Regions from separate parts of the Homo sapiens genome. Here region 2 is linked to region 1. The links are chromatin loops, found by intact Hi-C in ENCODE. Cell type or tissue: CD4-positive, alpha-beta T cell. All regions are shown on one strand. Each heading gives the region's core, and the rest is flanking DNA. Links, peaks and the distances in the headings are about the cores only. Region 1 overlaps GLCCI1 (glucocorticoid induced 1). Region 2 overlaps ICA1 (islet cell autoantigen 1).

Region 1 (12,054 bases), core at 2,159-10,158:
ATCAACAGAAGAATAAGTATTCATATAATACAATACAGCAATAAAAATGAAAGTCACAAAAGTAAACAAACATTATGCCATTTATACAAAATTGAGAAACATACAAAATTAACATTTCATTTAGAGATACCTATGTACAAAGCAAATGACAAACACAAATTTCCAAATAATTACTTGAGAGGGAGAGGGTTCTTAGGGGACTTCTAAAGTATAGGCAATATTCTAGATCTTAAGCTGGCTGATGAGTATACAGATATTCATATTTATTATCCCTTTGCCTTTATAAACACGTTTATGTATTTTTGTAGCATAAATACTTCATTTTAAAAGAAGAGTAAAAATGTGAAAGACTTCAAAAATGAAGACTACCATTTATGTATAACAATAACATTAGTGTAAAAAAGTATACAAAGAAAATGTTGAGTTCTTTCAGTGCCCTATATAATCAGTATTAATAATCTAAAGGGTGATAATCCTAGTATGAAAAAAATAACAAGCTCTGACACAAAATCTGAACACCTGCTTTCCTGGCACTCTAAGTTAGACAAGGGTGAATATGTTAGCCACTCAATTCTGCCTCTTCATCTTTCATCTGTACTTAGATTTTTCTTTATCTTTGGATTTTTCTTTGGATTTCTGCTTCAGTCTCTTTTTACTCCTTTCTCTTTCATAAAGATGTCTGGTATTTGGATTTGTGACTATTACTATAATGGCCATTCCTCTCTTGCGATCAGCTACGACTTCAGTTCTGAGTTCGGTCTCTCTTTTTACTCTTTCATTTCTCCCAACAGCTTTCTTCTTCTTCGTAGTGACCAAACTCCAAACTTTCTCATACTTATCTGGATTAATATTTTTGATTGGTATGTAGTCTTCATCTTCTTTTACTTCAGAGCAGTGATGGGTTTTCTTCTTGTGATTTTTACTTGTGTGTGAGTGACTTGACTTGGAGTCTTCTGCCTGCTCATCTAGTACAACATTATATTTTGCCTCCTATTTGGGCTTACTTTATCTTTCAGAACCAAATTAGATGGTTTATCCTGTTCCTTTGTATACTCCTTTAAATCACTCTTGGTGTATTTCCCACTTTTTCCTTCCATTTAACCTTTGTAACAGACTGGCTAAAATCCATGTTTTCTTCTGTCATCTATAAGTATATTGTCCATTTTGAAGAAGGCTTTCTCATAATCTTCTTCCTTTTCAAATTCAATAAAAGCATACATCTGTAATCCCAGCACTTTGGGAGGCCAGGGCAAGTGAATCACCTGAGGTCAGGAATTCGAGACCAGCCTGGCCAATATGGCAAAACCCTGTCTTTACTAAAAATACAAAAATTAGCCAGGTGTGGTGGCACACGCCTGTAGTCCCAGCTACTTGGGAGGCTAAGGGAGGAGAATCACTTGAACCCAGGAGGCAGAGGCTGCAGTGAGCCGAGATCGTGCCACTGCACTCCAGCTTAAGCAACAGAGTGAGACTCCATCTCAACAAAAAAAGAAAGAAAGAAAGAGAGACAGAAAGAAAGAGAGAAAGAGGGAGAGAGAAAGAAAGAAAGAAAGAAAAAAAGAGAAAGAAAGAAAGAAAGAAATAACAGAGGATTTCTCCTGTCTTCCAGTCCCAGATAACTTCACAACTTCTTATTGGCCCAAATCTAGAGAGTATTATATCCAGATCCTCATCTGTGGTCACTGGATTCAATTTGCATACACAGATTTTTCCGGAGGTTTAATATCTGCATCAGGTAGGTCTCCCACCATCTCTAAAAGTAAAGCCTGAGTTTTAGCTTCTTTTTCTGCCTTTATTTCTTCTACTTCTTCGGCTGACCTTCGTTTGAAATGATCAATTTCTTCATTTGTGTCAACTCTACCACTCTTTAATTGTTCCCTTGTAGGTTCTGGTGATTGATCAGGGATTAATAAATCAGGAATGTCATCAAAATGGACCATCTAAAATCACTATATAATTTATCCTGATATCCTGATATGGTACAAAGTCCTTGTCAACAAAGGTCTCATTTATTTTCTTAATTATGTCAATGCCTTCTGTCACCTCACCAAATACTGTATGGTACCATCAAGGTAATCTAGATTTTCTCCTGTAGTGATAAGAAACTGAGATCCATGTTGATCACTGTCATTATTCACCATGGACATTGTGCCCTTCTTCTTGTGCTTAATTCTTGGGACGTTTTCTGTCTCAAAAAAGCTTGCTTGATCACCATACAATCCTAGGCCAAAAATAGACTCTCCTCCATGACCAGTCCCTGTAGGATCAACAGTTTGTATGATAAAATACCTTTGTATACTGTGAATAAGGCAATAACTGTAATATTTTATTTTGTAATATCTCAAGAAATTAAAGCAGGCGAGTACCTTCTAGATGCTTGGCACTGCCATCACAAATGCCATTAAACTGTGGTACCTGCTCTCAAAAAGTTCACAGTTGCAAGGCTGCTGCTCAGTGTGCAAATTGACAACCACATTGCCCACAGTAGTCTCCAGTAGAACCGCCATGGCACCCACTTCTCCTCAGCTATAAGCCCTGGTGAGGTCACTAATATTCTTTAAGGCAAAAACTAAAAGTCAATAGAAACTGAAAATAGGTAAAGTCTGATTATAAGAAAGAAAAATAGGGCCAGGTCCAGTGGCTCACACCTATAATCCCAGCATTTTGGGAGGCCAAGGCAGGTGGATCACTTGAGGCCAGGAGTTCGAAACCCCATCTCTACTAAAAATACAAAAAATTAGCCAGGTGTGCTGGCACACTCCCATGGTCCCAGCTATTTGGGAGGCTGAGGCAGGAGGCAGAGGTTACAGTGAGCCAAGATTGTGCCACTGTGCTTCAGCCTGGGTGACACAGCGAGACACTGCCAGAAAGAAAGACAGAAAGACAGAAAGATAAAGAAAAAATAAAAGAAGAGAAAGAAAAATGGGTCACTGCATTCAACCAAAGTTTCAGGTAAATGGTGACATAACACATGAAAAGTTTGTCACTTCCCATTCTAGCTCAGCAATAGCAGATATTTAGACAAAGCCAATTCCTCCTTATCTCAACAGCCTCACAAGGCATCACTGCCCAAGATTACTACACAGTATTATTACTACATATTACTACATTACTACACAAGAAGCCACATTCAACAATACAGTTCAGACTTCTGCACTAATGTATATGTATGCATAGAAAGAAAGGGCCAGTGACATCATCCTAGGCTAAACTATAGTATAATATTATAATAGGTAAAGGCAGCAAGATACGTTAGATGTAAGTATGTTATAGAAACCATAGGATGAACCAATTAATATTTCAAGCTTCATCTAATGAAAGAAAAATACACATAAACAGAGTGGCAACTTCAAAACAGAACACCAGAAAAAGCTCAAGCTAACTTAGAAATAAACAATTCATATATAAAATCTAAAACTCAGTGACAATAGCATATTTCTGAACAAGGATAACTCATTTAAAATCTGCTAAGAATTTGACCCACTATTTGTTACCTAAAAAGATAAAAAGTGAGCAAATGCAATTCCCTGAATGCGTTTTTTTTACAAACTAAGAGGTCACTCTGGCATGTAAAGTATTAATAGACCTTTGAAATACACTTTTTAAGCTCTATGATCGAAATATTGCAGAATACTGTAGCTTTTTTCAAAAATCTAATCTCTGAGCACAGTCTAAATCCTCACTTTTGCAATACTAATGAAACTGCATTTAGCAATGTTTGCCAACACCAGTTTAGTTAAGTCCTAGACACTTAAATGATCTGACATAAAGCAGGAAGAGGACTGTTGATTGATTCTTTTAAGGTCAATGTGTCAGAGTAACTCCAAGAATACTTTAGAAGAAATAAAATGACACTTACAAAACTTCGAAAGATATTATAAATACATTTTGTTTATAATTAGCTAATATAAACCAATCTATATTTTACTATGATATTTTTGTACCTTCATAGAAAGATCACTTCACAAGTTTGTATGAGGAATAGTAAAGTTTCCATATGGCTAGACTTGATGTAACCCTGAGCCACTGAGTCCTACTGTTTTTATTATCTTCTAAGATACCAGCATTACACTTCACTAATTCAATGTACAACTGATATATTTAACTAGAAAAGTAAATATAATTACAGAAGAAATGTTATGAGAAACTTTATCCATCACAAAGACTCTATATAATACTTTTGCTCTCCTAACAATAAACACAATTTCTAATGTTACTTATAAAAGAAAATCGTTTCCACATTAACTACTATGCAGAACTTATAGTAAGCACAAATGACATTGAAAAAATGCCAAAACACCCCAGAAGAAATTATTAAAATAGAGATTAAAATTTATTTTCTATATTACATCAACAAACCTAAAAGAAGTGAAAGAGCCAAGTACATATAAATAATTTTTTTAAGGTAGTGTGCATTGCTTTGCCATGACAGTGTTGTATAAAAAGATACTATGTTAAATGTTGCTAAAATATCAAAGGATGATAAATGTAGAGAATCATAATTATGGGGCTGAAGGTAGCCTTATAATACATTACAAATGGGCAGATTTTTTAAAGTTTACATTGCCAAATATGAATACACAAAAAAGAGACCTTATTCTACCCAGATTTTGAAATTTCATGTGAAAGGAAGTTTTTAAAAATAAAATGCTAAATTCTGTCTAAACAAAGTGATAGGTCCTTTAGGGACCAAAGGGAAGGCCCAATGATGGCATAATTACTGGGGATACTTACAGCTATTTTAAGTTCCATGCACCCTAGCGTCTAGTCCCATTTAGCTTTCTCTTCTTCCCTCACCGCCCCAAAGCTATATTTAGCCTTTCTATGACTTAACTGTATAAGCAGTGGGATAATACATTGTGCATACTTTCCTGCCCCATAACTAACTGGGTTCCAACAACAACTTTCAGCTATCTTGAAGTCAGGACTTAGAGCATTACAAGAGCCCTGTGCATGCTGCCTGACCTTGGGCAAATTACTTAACTTCCCAGGACCTCATTTCCTCATCTGTGAAAAGAGGTTAATAAAAGTACCTTATATTGGATTCTACCAAAGATTATTAGTTGGCATAAAGGCTCAATAAATAAAAATTTTAAGAATCATCTAGTCTAATAAACTTTCTTTTCCTTTAAATAGCTCAATCTTTTCCCTACCCAACCAAAATCTTAAAAAGTCTATCCCCTTCATTTTAAAGACACAGAAGATAAGATGCAGAGTTAGTGGCTTGTCATAAGACAAATGTCAAAACTGAAAAGAGAACTCAGGTTTCTTGACTCCAAATCTAGTATTTCCCAGGATACATTTATGCCTCTACGACATGTCTATGGAACCATTTGGAAAATAATTGCTTTGGCCTTTCATTTGATAATTAGTTCTAGAGAAAACAGCCCGGTTATACTATCAAGGACCAGTTCAGTCAAACATGCTTTGCTCCACCTTCATCAGAAAAACAGGAAATAATCCCAAAAGCAAATTTATAGAATCAGTTATAGCACAAGTCTAGTCAGTCAATACTCATTCAGTCTTATTCTCAATATCATCTATAGTAATCAATTTTATGTATATGTTATCAATAAGTTATTAATAAAGCTAATCAAGCCACAAGGAGTTCGTTTATGTCTTGTTCACTGTGCTTAACAATCAAGTGTGTAATGACGTTAGAAAATGTTTCATCAGAAAGCTAATTTTTTAGTAATGTAAAAGTTAAAATTAGCTATACGGACTATTCACAAAAGTTTTCTTTATGGCTACAGAGAATAAATAAGGAATTATTACTGTCAGTAGTTAATAAGTATTTGATCTTCAGTAACACTAGACAGGAAGTTGTAGCAGTTTTCACCTTTTCATTACGAAACACATCTAGATGGTTGGTGGATTTCTTAACTTTTTTTTTTTTTTTGAGACAACACCCCACTCTAGCACCCAGGCTGGAGTGCAGTAGGGTGATTTCAGCTCACTGTAACCTCTGCCGCCTGGGCTCAAGTGATCCTCCTTGAGGATCACTCAGGAGGATCCTGAGTAGCTGGACTACAGGAGTGTCCCACCATGCCCAGGCTAATTTTTATATTTTGCGCAGAGGCAAGGTCTTGTCATGTTGCTCAGGTTGGTCTTGAAATCCTGAACTCAAGCCATCTGCCTGCCTCAGCTTCCCAAAGTGCTGGGATTACAGGTGTGAGCCACCATGCCCAGCAGGATTTCTTAACAATTCTAATAACCTGGTAGACAATTTTGGACACTGACCTTGCCACACAACCGTGGGTTACTAGTTTTCCTTTCCTTTCTTTTATTTCCTTTTTCCTTTCTCCTTTCCTTTTTCCTTTCCTTTTTTTTTTTTTTTTTTTGAGATGGAGTTTCACTCTTGTTGCCCAAGCTGGAGTGCAATGGCATGATCTCAGCTCACTGCAACCTCCACCTCCCAGGTTCAAGCAACTTTCGTGTCTCAGCCTCCCGAGTAACTGGGATTATAGAGGTGTACCACCATGCCCGGCTAATTTCTGTATTTTTAGTAGAGACAGGGTTTCACCATGTTGGCCAAGCTGGTCTCAAACTCCTGATCTCAAGTAATCTGCCCACCACAGCCTCCCAAAGTGCTGGGATTACAGGCATGAGCCACTGCGCCCAGCCCACTAGCTTCTTTAAATCATCATTCTTTTTGGTGAGCCATCATTAAGGTATACGATGGTGGACTTCATTAAGTTATATACGTACACTGTTCAACCCACAAATTGCAGATTCTTGGAAGCCTGTTGTCTTTTGGGAGGGCTGAATCAACCTAGTGCCAGTTGCTGGGACAATCACTTGAGACCAGTCTCTGTTTAGTGATTCCTGAAGCTTCCATCAGTTTAGCACCATATGTAATTAACTTTTAACATTTATGAAGAGAGAAAAGGGGAGAAAAGCACTTATATTCACTACAAAGTGATTCGAGGACAGTACCGATTCTGAATACACACAAGAAAGCCCAGATACAATCATGTTCCTATCTTCAGAAACAAGAATTTCTCTCTCTATCTCAGAAACAAGGATTTCTCTCTCTCACACACACATTCTCTCTGTCTCTTTCTCCTTATATGCAAGAAAGAAATGGAGAAAAATGGCCAATCCATCTATATTTTATTTTAGTTACATTCAACAAACTAGGTCTCACATTTTTAGACATTCTGAAAATGTCAGACCATACCCCAGCACAGCGTAATAGTGCCATGGAAACAAAAGAAAACCAATTCCTTTGTCATTCTTTTAGCTTAGAAATCACAGCTGATCATCAACATTAGAGTCTTTTTGAGTTAGGAGCAACAGCATAGTCTTATGGAATGAACACTGGATCTGGAATGAGAAGATCCACATCCTAAATCCTTGCTGAATCAAAGTATACATTGCTTGGTATATAGTTAGCACACAAATATATGTTTTCTTCTTTCCTACCTAAAACTAGAGACACAGCATAGTATAGGGGAAGTCACTGAGGTATTCATGAACTTGGTATGTGCCTTAGTAACATTCACTTGGAATAAACAACACTGCTTAAAGGTATCTGCCATGTTTGTTCATGCTACAATGAAATACTTTTCCACAATTTGTTCGTAAGTAAAATCCTTAGATTTTTCAGAATTACTGCTAATCCATTATAATTTGTCTTTCAGAATAAGCACAAAAATTCTTCCAGAATAGCCAAATGATGAGTCAACTTATGGTCACTTTCAAGGGTCCAAATGAAGAGCAGAGGGAAATACAGGTAGTATCTGCCTTCCATCAGTTCCCTAGGCTTTCTATATCAATATATGAGTACTTGTGTTCCCTTTCCTCCACTTACTTTTGGCAGAAACCAGAAGTTAGATATTTTCAACCTCTCGTTAAAATAATTAAACAGTATGTAGCACAAAAAGAGTGTCAGTGATTTAGCTTCTTAGACACTTAATAAAAGAATAAATTATATACTGAAGACAAAAAGCAGTGCCAGACACAGACTAGGACAGGGGCTGCCAGAAAGTCTATCTTAGTGGTGTCTGGAAATGTTAAGTTCTGGAGAAAAGACCAAACTAAAATTAAGAAGAACTAAGTCATTAGACTATACTCTTTGGCAGATTATTAACTACCTGTGAACATTTTAATAAAACAGACTTTTAGAATTTTTTAAAATTTCAGACTAAGGAAAACCCTCTCCGACTAGCCATTTGTTGAACACTGTCATTTATTTCCATTCCACTCACTGCTGTGGAGCCCAGTTACTCCCTTATTTTCTTATTCACATGTAGTCTGACTTATCACAAGTAAAACAAAAATCACAAGGACGCCATTATCCTTCAACATTTCCCCAAAGTACAAATCCTAATTTGCATTAAGTCCTTACAGAAACGTACACGGCAGTCCTTCTGTAAAAAGTACTGTAATTAATAAAATGATTTCCAGTTCGATATATACACACAGAACTTTACATACAGTTAAAAACTGATTAAGATGATTTACACATGCTAGGTATTCAATATTCAATACGCTTACAATAACAGTTATTTGAGAGGAATATAATCTTTGAACATAAGACAATAGATTTTGATTAAATAACTATAAATTCATTTATCTATTTTGCTATTCACTGATTGATCTAGAAATTTTAGGCACCATGAGATAACTGATGGAAAAAAATAGTTCTGTAAATAATGAACACTGCTGCTCTCTAGCATAGTTTTCTGAGAATGAAAACCTTTCCCAAAAGTCAGTATGTGAAACCTGTCTCTTTAGAAAAAGCTAAAACATTAATGTAGAAGAAAGCTTTGAAACAAGTATCTATAAGCACTCAAGGAAAATTAATTAATTTTAAAATGGAAAGGGAGGATCTTAATTTTCAAGAATAGCCTGAGAATAAAACTTTATAGAAAGAGAATATCTGAGTATCTCTTTTAAAAGAGAAAAAGTTATTAAAATTTTTTGTATTCCATTGAGCACAGTATAAAAATGACTTAAAAAGATAAATTTAAGGAAAAGAGAAAAACTGAAAGCAAATGAATGAACACAGGCAAACATATATTACATGGAGTTAACATTATATTTGCATTATCTTTTAGAATAGAATCATAACTTCTTTATGTATAAAACAATGAGGCTCTCAAGATACTCATGAAAAAGTCTAATCAAATTTCACTCTAGAGTTAGCAATCTGGTAGAGTATTAGGCCTAAATAAACCTGATATGTTAAATCAGGAACTAACATATGCTATTTTTCAAAACAGGAGCTATATAAATTACAAGCTCTTCCATGTTTTTGTTATCAGATTTGGTACACTTAAAAATAAGCTGTATTCTCCATCCAGAGTATTCTAAATATGACTGTTTTTACATCTTTTAGAACTTATAATTAATCCTAATGATCTATCTTTACAAAACACACACACACACACACACACACACACGCACACAAAGATTTGCATTTCCTACTTACTATCTTGGACAGTAAAACTGTATTTGTTCTATGTTTAAATCCATGGGTTCTGGTCTGTGAGGTTTCAAAAAGAAGCAACTTTACTATATTTTCTTTTGGTTGTTACTAATGATTTTAGCTTAAAGATCATTAATTTTAACACTAACATCCTGCTTTTTCTCATTTGAGTTGCTCTATTTATCTCAAAGGTAGACTTTATGTATTACCATTACAAAAAAATAACTATTTGCATAATACTTTATGATTTTACGTCTATTACAAACACATCACAGGGAGCCTGAGGATTCATTCAGCAGCCTGTCATTCACCACTGCAATACCCTTCAGAACCAAACAAGAGGGAGGATGACATTTTACTAATGGCAGAAGTACAGGAATGAATGTAAATAACAAACCTTGAAGTTTTAAAAATACAAAAGAAAAAAAACAAGCAAAAAGAGGATGATGCATGAGCACAAACAAAACAGTTTCAATTTGTAAAACTCCATGTCTGCTATATATACAGCAAGGTATTTGGCAATTTACGTATTTCTATTATGGTAACCATTTAAATTATTTAAAACTATACTACAAAAATAAAGGAAATTATCATTTTTTCCTGGGTTGTATAAATTAATATTATAATAATATTAAAATTGACTATTCCTATTTATAGAATTCAGCTTTTCCTCAGCCTTGTGAAACAATCTGAATATCAATTCTCTATTACTCTAGCCTTAGCCCTACAAATATTCACATTAAGAATGCTTAAGACGCAGATAATGATATAATTTATTTAGAAATTGAGTGGTTTCATAATTTTTTGGTAAAAGAATCATAAAAACATTTTTAAGCTTCCATATTTTCTCCTATAATCATCACTCCAGATGAAATGCATGAAACACTGAATGCTCAGTTATGTCACCTTTAGTCGAAATGCCCATAGCCCTTGCAGCTTTTCATAAACAATATGCCTTTATACTATATACCTACCCCTTGAGCCATCAACTACTTAATGCTTTCAAGTGTAGTTTCAAACGCAGTTTTAACACCCTCTTGCGCGCACACACACACACACACACATACACTGAAGTGTGCAGAAAAAGGAGGAGGTGGAGAGCAGAGGAAGAAATGGAGCACGTTGTTGTTTTTCATTCATGCAGTATAGTGATGTCAGTGTCTGCAGCAGCAGTGGCAGCGGCAGGAACCTTGACCAGTGGAGGCTAAAATCCACTCAAGTCAGAACCTTACAGCATTCAAAAGAAATTGAGAAGATAATCATTCGAAAAATTAAATCAACTGTTCAGATCATGGATTTTAAATGGCTAAGGAAACAGAACAGTTTAGTAGGACAGTTTTAATTTGGGTAGTGGGGGTAAAAGGCGGGACATGGAGAAGTAACATAGGAGTAATATAATCACGGAACTGGGGGCACAGAAGCCCGCATTCAAAAATCACTGCAATGTAAGAAACTGACAAAACCACCTGGTGTTTAAAACAGCAGAAAAACATCTTTAGCAAAGAAAGCCCTTGCATTCCCAACACAAGCTCTCTGACACTGCAAATCTGTCTGCTGCACAACCAGACTCAGAAAAGTGTTTTCATCATGATTGCATTAAAATCGCATTAAACTCGTATGTGCCACACTACAACAAAGAGAATAGTTTAAGCCAGATCACAAATTTTATTAAAACTGCTTGATGATGGAGCATGTAATTCCTAGGCCATTAAGCCTTTTGAAGGATGCAGAAAAACAAGTTGTACTATTATCCGTTGTAAGATGTTAGTGTTTATATACAAAAGGGGAGGAGGTACTAGATGGCCATTATGTTGTTGCAGCAATTGCCGAAACTTCTCTTACTCACACCCACCAGACCCTCTGTACACAATCTGCAATGCTTATTTTATGCCTCTTAGTCCCTACAAGAAAATCCCAAAACTCAATTTGTGCACTGTTGAAGCGAAATCACTAAAAAATTTATGTAACTGTTTTCTGTTCGTTCTGTTACTTCTCATTTCATACAGTTCTAGAAAATGTGCAAAGGAGTTGCATATGGCATTAATCTGTTAGAAAATGGTGGCCTTTTCTATAAAATACAGCCAAAGATGTGTGTTCAGTTGTGGTCATTATTAGGGCGATCACGTTGTTTTCATTCATTCATTCAGGATTTGCTGGAGGATGTCAGTTTCTGCAGCAGCTGGCTTGACCTGGGGGAGGAGTGCAGGAGCATATTCCTCCCAATGCATACAGATTACAGGATGTATTTCTTGCTGCTCATGTACTCATCCCACTGCACTACATCCTACACTGGTTCACCATCAAGTGGTCAGAAAACAAGTGCGTTAGCAACATGCTAATTACGGGTCTGAAATATTAAAACAAAAACACCAAGACTGCAATGTATCATAATGCAGACAACCACTTTCTCCAACTCTAACACCTTCATCAAGAAAGCTCCATTAAAAAAAAAAATTCCACATACCACATAAACAATGTACAGACTTTGACAGTGTTTCCCTTCCAAGCAGAGATTTTTCCACCCAGTATGATCTGTTCCCTCCACAATGCAGCAGCAGCATCTGTAGCTCTAGTTCGGTATCTAACAATATTAGCTATTCCACTCTCCCTTATGAGCTTTA
Region 2 (8,000 bases), core at 1-8,000, 210 kb before region 1:
CACCTAACACTTCCTAATGTGTATCATGATTATTTATATGCTGTATAGCTCCTCTTTCAGAATACGACCCTTGAAGAAAGAAACTGTGTCTGATTAACAAAGTGTTTCCTGTAGCATCTAACCCAGGCTCCTACATGCCTGGAAAAATAACAGACATCAGTTCTTGAGTGCTTACTATGCACCAAGCACTGTATGTATAATCAATATACACTTTAGATACCATCTGTATATATTATCTCATTTAATCCTAACAATAGCTTTGAAATACTGTGTCTCTGTTTACTAATTTGGAAATTAAGGCTTGGATCAAATGACCTTGTTCTAGATCACAGAAGCAGTAAGCCTAAATAGAAACATTCGAGCCCAAATTTCTCTGACTTCAAAGAGCATGCTCTTAACCTTTTCACTCCAGGCAGATGGTTCTTAAGATTAAGTATGCAGCAGGGTCTTCTGGAGGGCTTGGTAAAATGTATTGATGTGCCCCATCCCAGTTTCTGATTCCGTAGGCCCAAGTTAGGGCCCAAGAATTACATTTCTATCAAGCTCCCAGGTGATGCTGATGTTGCTGGTCCAGACAGTACACTGAGCGTAAGTAAGCATAATCATTCGTTGATGAATAAATGGATTGGTGGGTGGGTGGATGGATGGATGGATGGATGTGGATGGCCAGATGCATGGATGGGTGAATGGATGGTTGGATGAATATATTTAAATTTATCACTTGGTTTAAAGTTTCATAAGTCTGCTCTAATTTTGTACATTAGGTACATTGATGTGTTCACTTATAATTCTTACAAGGTCAGGATTAAAATTTACTTTTATTTTTCACAGCCATCTTTACTGTTTCATAATATTGTTTAAGTTTGAATTTGAGCTGACTTTTTCAGTTTTTTTAAACCAAAGACAGAATTTTAAAAATTTATCTCTCATTTCCTTTTTTCCTTTTTTTTTTTCTTTTTTGAGACATAGTCTCACTCTGTTGCCCAGGCTGGAGTGCAGTGGCACAATCTCAGGTCACTGCAGCCTCCGCCTCCCAGGTTCAAACAATTCTCCCACCTCAGCCTCCCAAGTAGCTAGGACTATAGGCGCACGCCACCAAGCCTAACTAATTTTTGTATTTTAATAAAGATGGGGTTTCACCATGTTGGCCAGGCTGGTCTCAAACTCCTGACCTCAAGTGATCTGCCCGCCCTGGCCTCCCAAAGTGCTGGTATTACAGGTGCAAGCCACGGCACCCCGCCTTTTCTTTTCTATCTTAAAAATATTTTGTCCAAAATAATGTTAAAGATGGTTTACACATCTCTCCCATCTCCTTCCAATATCTTTTCTATACTCTTGCATGTATATTTAACATACAATAGGCTTTTAATCCACAATAGTTCATTAGGTTTTATTTCAAGTATGAATTATTCTCTCAAACCTAAGTGTATTCTAAAGGGATTATTTTTAAGTGGCCTAGGAAGAGAGAAAGCTATCTTGTGATTTATATATTGTGATATATTCCCTGAGGAGCATGGTTAGAGCAAATTTCCTCCCCTCTCCAACCCCCGCACTGTTTCACCTCTTAACAAAATGACCCATGATATGAATTCAGCTGTTATTTCAAAGTAAAGACAGTAGCCCTTTCACTGTTGAGCACATTGCGTCTTATTGATAAAAGATACAGCTGGAGCAAAAGGCAGTGTGCATGCCCTTCCTGTAATCCTCTTGGAGCATGGAAATGGCACCAGACCATTATGTACATCTATAATGTAAGGCTCCATATTACTCTACAGAGACAAAATGAGAGGGGCATTTTCCATAGGAAATGCAAAGCACTTCAAAATGCACCTGAGCACTTTTCTGTTTGACTAGGCACCACATTTGCCAATTTAGAAGGCACAGTGATTATGACCTTGCTTTTGGAAGTTAAAAGCCCATTGATTTCTGTATGCAGAAGATGCTAGCAAATTAACTAGCTCTTTTTATTTTATCAGTGAGATAAGCATCTTAATAGACTAATAGGTAACTTTCTATGTTAGTGATAATATACCATGCAATGAACAATAAATTTATGTAGTAAATGCTAGTCTATATTTTTTATTCTTGCGGTGTTTTTCAAATACTATGTTTTTTATATATTGTTTGTGCCCAAGTCTCAACTTTCCGACAACTTGAAATTTCCTTAAGAGTAGAGATCATGCCTTATCTGTAGCTTTTGAATGTTTTTATCTCATTTACCCTCTCAACTGCCCTTACAGAGAGGCATAATTGACCTCCATAGTGCTAAACACAGGGCCTTGCATGCAACTCCTAATAATAATAGCATTAAGCATTACAGTTTTAAAGAAAGCTTCTCATATACATTTTCTCTCTTATTTATCTCATGCTTATTTTCCAGATCTAATGGCAGAAATTCAGAAAGGTTAAATAACTTGCTCAGGGTTACAAAGGCAGGAAGCTTCTGATCCAGGCATAGCCCAAGTCTTCTAGCCCCAGATTGGATACCCTTTCTACTCCACCACATTACCAGGGGTTTTAATAATTTTTTGTTGACTGAATGCATATAATTGTCCCCAAAGTATTCCCCTCTGCAAAAACCTTCTATATCTCCCTCTAACATATACACATCAGTATGTGTGTATCTCTTATTGGATTATATTCCAATGTGGCTGCATTGCTCAGGCTTTGCGATAGGACCACATCTGTAGACGGGGGTTAGAATAGCCTTTAACGGGACAAATATCTGGGGAAAAAGTCCTCAGAATGATCTTTAACTGTTAAGATAGAACCTTCACTTTCTTAAGTAAAGACTTTTAGGCATGTAGGTAAGTTTCAGTGTCAGGTAGGTTTAGGTGTCAGATGGTTGCTAAGCTAATCTTCCCCCGCATTCCCATAGGAGACCAAGAGCTGGAAAAGCAAACTAAATCTTGTAAATCGGTCTATTTAGTTGTAACTTTCTTCTCTTATGTTTATTTCTTGTCTGTTATTCTGGAGTCTTTAGGAAAGTTGTGGTTAGAGATTCTAGCCTGATCACCATTGTGTTGTGGAAAACTATGGAAATAGTCATTGCATGTCCCCTGTACATGCTAATGTTTTTACTGGGAAGCTGTGCCCTGCAGACACTAGTGATGGAGGCAGCAACTTCAGGGATATATCATCCAAGGATATAATCTCCCCATGTGGAGATTCTCATTTACACTGCCAACCTTACAGTGACAGTGGGTTTTCTTTAAAAAAGCAAAAACAAATATATTGAACACCAAAGTCAATAGATAGAAAGCTGTAACATACAATACAAAAATAAAGTTTTTAAAAGACAAAATGTTTTTAAAAATAGAATAAATCCTGAGTGTTAGATCTGCTGGTCATTCTGAAAGGATGACCTTCTTTAATAACCCTTTAATTTTTTTATTTTATGTTTTATCAACAATAAAAATTTAGAGGAAATATATCACCCATAAGATAACTACTAGGATCCCAGGGATAATGGGTGTCCCTTTAATTCATTCCACTTTGGAACATCCCAATGGTTGGTTTAATGACTTTAATGACTTCTGTTTCCAGGGAAGAAGAGTCCTGTTCTTCTCCTCTGCCCAACTTTCATAGTCATTCCTTCAAGTATTTATTGAGCAATTAAAATGTGTTAGGCACTATGCAGAGCTCTGAGAATAAAATTGTGAACCAGGCACTCACTGCTTCTGCCTTCCTAGAATTCAAAGTGTAGAAGGAAAGACAGACATTAATCAAGCAATTGAAATGCAGGGAGTCTAGTTCTAGAAAAGAGAACATAAAGGATCTTGTTAGGGAATGTAGCAGGGATGACTAACTTTGTCCAGTGGGTCCAGATAGGCTTCTCAGAGATTCTACGATTTAAGTTGAGCCTGAAGAGTGTATAGTTAGTAGCCAAGTGAAAAAAGGGAAAAAAAAGGGTAAGAGTGTTTCTGGCAGAGTTGTAGGATATGTGAAAGCCCAGAAGTGGGAGAGGGAAGAAATGGCATAGTCAAGGAAATGAAAGGAATTGACTGGAGCATTGAGTTTTTCTTCCATAAGCTTTGCAAGTAACTACCATTAGCTTTAATTAGATCATAAAGGAGCAGGTTCAAAGAACATTGCTCCAGTAATAACGTATGCTCAGATACATTCAGCTCATAGGAAGTAAGAAGACTGGAACACTCAGATAATCTCCTGGATAGTTTTAACTATATTTATGTATTCATTTTGCATTTGGATTATGTTCCTTTGACCTCTTAAGAAAGGTGATGTGAATACTATTCATGCCTCACATTTCTTAATTAAGCACTGGCTTATTTTCTGAGCCACGTTTAAAAACTGAAAATGGCAAATACCTAAAAATACATCTTATCACAGACATGTGAGACTTCTATACTAAAACTGCAAAACATTGCTTAGGAAAATTAAAGCAGGTTTAAGAAAAGAGAGGAATGTACCATATTTATGAATTAGAAGACTTCCTTTTGTTAAGAGGTCAGTACCCTTCAAATTGACCTACAGATTAAATGCAACACCATTCAAAATCCTGCTAGTAAGTAGTAAAGATGACTATAAACTTATATAGAAATACAAAGGGCATAGAATAGCCAGGATAATCTTTAAAAGTAAGAACAAAGATAGAGGACTTACATTTACAGATATTAAGGCTGATTATAAAGCTAAACTAATTAAGGCAGTGTGGCATTGGCTAAAGAATGATCCAGTAGATCGATGGAACAGACTACATAGTTCATAAATAATCCCACACATATAAGGTCACTTGATTTATGTTAACAGCATTACTGTAATTCATTGGAGAAAATAATGGTCTTTTTAGAAAATTACGCTGGATCAGTTGGATATCTATACAGAATACCAGGAACCCGACCCCTATTTCATATCATACACAAAAATTAACTAGGGCTGGATCATAGACTTAAAAGTCCAAAGACAGAACAATAACTCTTTTAAAACAAAACATAGGTAAATATCTCAATGACCTTAGAACAGATAAAGAGTTCTTAACAGGATGCAAACTGCACCACCATAAAAGAAAATAATAAATTATGTTTTATGAAAATTCAATCTTTTCATTAAAAAACACCATTTAGAAAAGATAAGGACAAACTGCAGAGAGGGAGAAGATATTTGTTACATGTGTATCCAACAAGGGACTTGTATCCAGAACATCTAAAGAAGTTCTACAACTCAAAAAAAAAAAAAGAGAGAGAGACTGGCCGCCACCTCGTGAAAAAATGGACAAAGCATTTGAGCAGATACTTGACAAAAGGAAATATCAAAATTGCCAACATGGTTTCATGTACACCTGTAGAGGTACTTACACTATCAATCATCAGGGAAATAGTAAATAAAACCCACCCAATGGCTAAAATTTAAAGGACTGACAGTATCAAAGGAATGAGAATGTGAAGGAACAGGAACTATCATGCACTGATAGTCGGAGTGTAAACTGGTAGAACCACTTTGGGAAACTGACATTGTCTACTAAAACTCGTATACTTTAAGGCATATACTCAAGGAGAATGAATGTTCATGTAAAACATTCACAAGAATGTTCACGGCAGTATTTTCATAATAGCTGCAACGTGAAAGTAAACCAAATGTCCATGAATAGTAGAAAGGATAAATTAATTGTGGTACCATTCATTCAATAGGATACCATACAGTAATGAAAAAGAACGAACTGTTACTATATTGCAGTACTATGGATGACTGTCATGGGTGTGATGTTGAATGAAAGAAACTAGATATCACAATATATATATGACTTCATTTATATAATGTTTAACATTAGACAAAACTAATTCATGGTGATAGAGATCAGAATATTGGTTATCTTTTTGAGGAGGTATTGACTGGGGATAGAATACAAGGGAGTCTTCTGGAGTGCTGAAAATGTTTGGTATGTTTTTCTGGGTGGTGGTTAATGTGGGTATATACATATTTAAAAGTGTATGGAGCAAAAAAAACTGTATATTTTGCACTTCAGTGTAAGCTAGACCTTAACAACAACAACAACAAAATCTAAGCAGCTGATAATAAGGAGTTTGAGAAGAGGAACGGGGGAATAGAGTCGTAGAGCTTACATGAAAAAAAGCATAGAATAAAGTGAGTTTTAGCAACATGGTTACTTAGAAGCCCTTTAGAAAGAAAAGGACCATATAATCAGGAGTATCTCTGTTGTTTACATATCCAACTTTTTAAGTTCTTTACCATTTCATACATATATCTCCCAGCCCTAAATATTCGGAGAACTCTTTCTGTAAAAATGTGGGAAAAAAAAAAGTTCTCCCTTCCTCAGGAAAGTATATTTAGTATTTGGAAACTCGTTTGGGGAACTAGAACAAAAGGCTAAGAGCACCAGAAGTTCACCAGAGAGTCATCTGGGACTTCTTAGTTCTAATAATTATGCTAAAAGAAAACACTGAAGAATTTTCTAGCAGTTTTCAGATTCATCCCACCACATTTAGCAACACCGCAAAACCGTTCGATAGTTGTTATACAACATTTCTTTACAAATGCGTGAAATGGTATGAAAACGAATTTTGAGAATTTCTGAACACTTTAGTAATCATCCGATGCTGTTGATGACATTCTTGTTGATGGTCAAACTAGTAATGGAAATAATAAATCTTTGGATCACTGTCAGTTGTCTATGGGATTGTTAGACTTCAACCCACTTCCAACATTATAGCTAGAATCCTAAGTCATTTAGCCTCTTCTTAAAGCCTTCCCCACACTGGGTAGGATAGGCTAGGCTAGGTTATGGGACAGAGACACCCACAAGTCTATGACTTAAATCAATAGAAGTTTTTCTTTTGTGTTCCCAGCCAGGCGTCCAGGTTGGTGGGGTGGCTGTCCTCTAAGAAGTCATTTAGAGACTCGGGTGACAACAGCTTTGCAGTCCTTAAAACTTGCCTTTCAGTGTTGCCTGGATGTGGACATCTCAGTCATCCCAAAAAGAGAAAGCACATACAGGAGCCTGTATGGAAGAGTTTTATGGACAAGCCTGGAAGTGATGCAGTTTACTTCTGCTCAGATTCCATTGTAGAGAACTTTGTCCATAGCGACAACCATTTTCAGAGGAGTCTGAAAAATATAGAAGGGCAGATGGATTTGGGTGGAAAGCTAGCAGATTCCACCATAAGAGCACCTGGTCATCATGCTAAAACGCTGAAATGCTGTCAGGCCTATGATGACAAAAGGAGCCATCACTGACACCAAGCGTTACTGGATCAGGTGTGTACAAAGAACCCAGGATCCACATTTTCCAGAGCAGAGCAAATTAGAATAAGGTAATTTCCAGCAGGAAGGAGCAAATAAATGGTACAGCAATATATAAAATCTTAACACAGAAAATGTTTTAAAGATTTAGACTAATGGGAAATTGAAGCAGCTGGACAAGCTTCCTTCTTGGCACACAATTACTGCAGCAATGTCTTCTTTTTTAAAAAAAAAAAAAAAAGACCACACCAAGTGACAGAATGTTAGTCATCAGACTATAAAAATAGAAGCTACAGACCCAAAGCACAAGATGATGTATATTTCTGTGCAGCAGGTTAAAAATTATTTGACTAGCATTTTTAGCACCTACTATCAGTACTGGGGCAACAAAATCAAGATATGGTTTCTGCCATACCCTCCCTGAGGAATGTAGAAAACAGTCAATTAAAATACAGTGACCATTCAATGTGATAAGTGTCTTGTGAGGTAATAGAGGTATATAACGAACTGCTTTCAGAGCCTGAAAGTGGAGCATCTAAGATCAGACTTTGGGAATCAAGATATGTGCTTCCTAGAAGGTATGGCACAAGCTGAATTTTGAAGGGCCAGTGAAGGAGAAACAACGTGACACCAATGGGAACAACATGGAAGGGGATGAACACTGGGAACTTACAAAAGGAAGGAACTTACAAAGATGAAACTGCTTGATGAGCTGGAAGATTGTAGATAGTTTAGTTTTGCTAGAGAAAAGAATGTGAAAGAAGCCAAAGATGGAGGTAGAG

What was found. Hi-C counts contacts between places; a loop is a spot of excess contacts. Peaks named below come from ENCODE experiments on the same cell type or tissue, not always from the same donor. Only the 100,000 strongest peaks of a DNase experiment are listed, where the experiment ranks them.
Region 2: a loop joins it to region 1, with 2.7 times the contacts of the local background. A loop is called at or near these places in 22 of 110 quality-filtered maps.

Annotation. Positions count from the first base shown.
Region 1 is chr7:7,970,767-7,982,820 of GRCh38, reverse strand. All of the region lies in intron 1 of GLCCI1 (glucocorticoid induced 1), which reads right to left. It also overlaps the pseudogene LOC100421597. Among named protein-coding and RNA genes, the nearest start is that of GLCCI1, 8.0 kb to the right of the region's middle. In CD4-positive, alpha-beta T cell, for the core only: no CTCF peak of the experiment used is centred there; a DNase peak (open chromatin) is centred at 5,890; H3K4me3 peaks cover 564 bases.
Region 2 is chr7:8,178,034-8,186,033 of GRCh38, reverse strand. All of the region lies in intron 6 of ICA1 (islet cell autoantigen 1), which reads left to right. Among named protein-coding and RNA genes, the nearest start is that of ICA1, 80 kb to the left of the region's middle. In CD4-positive, alpha-beta T cell, for the core only: no CTCF peak of the experiment used is centred there; no DNase peak of the experiment used is centred there; H3K27ac peaks cover 1,395 bases.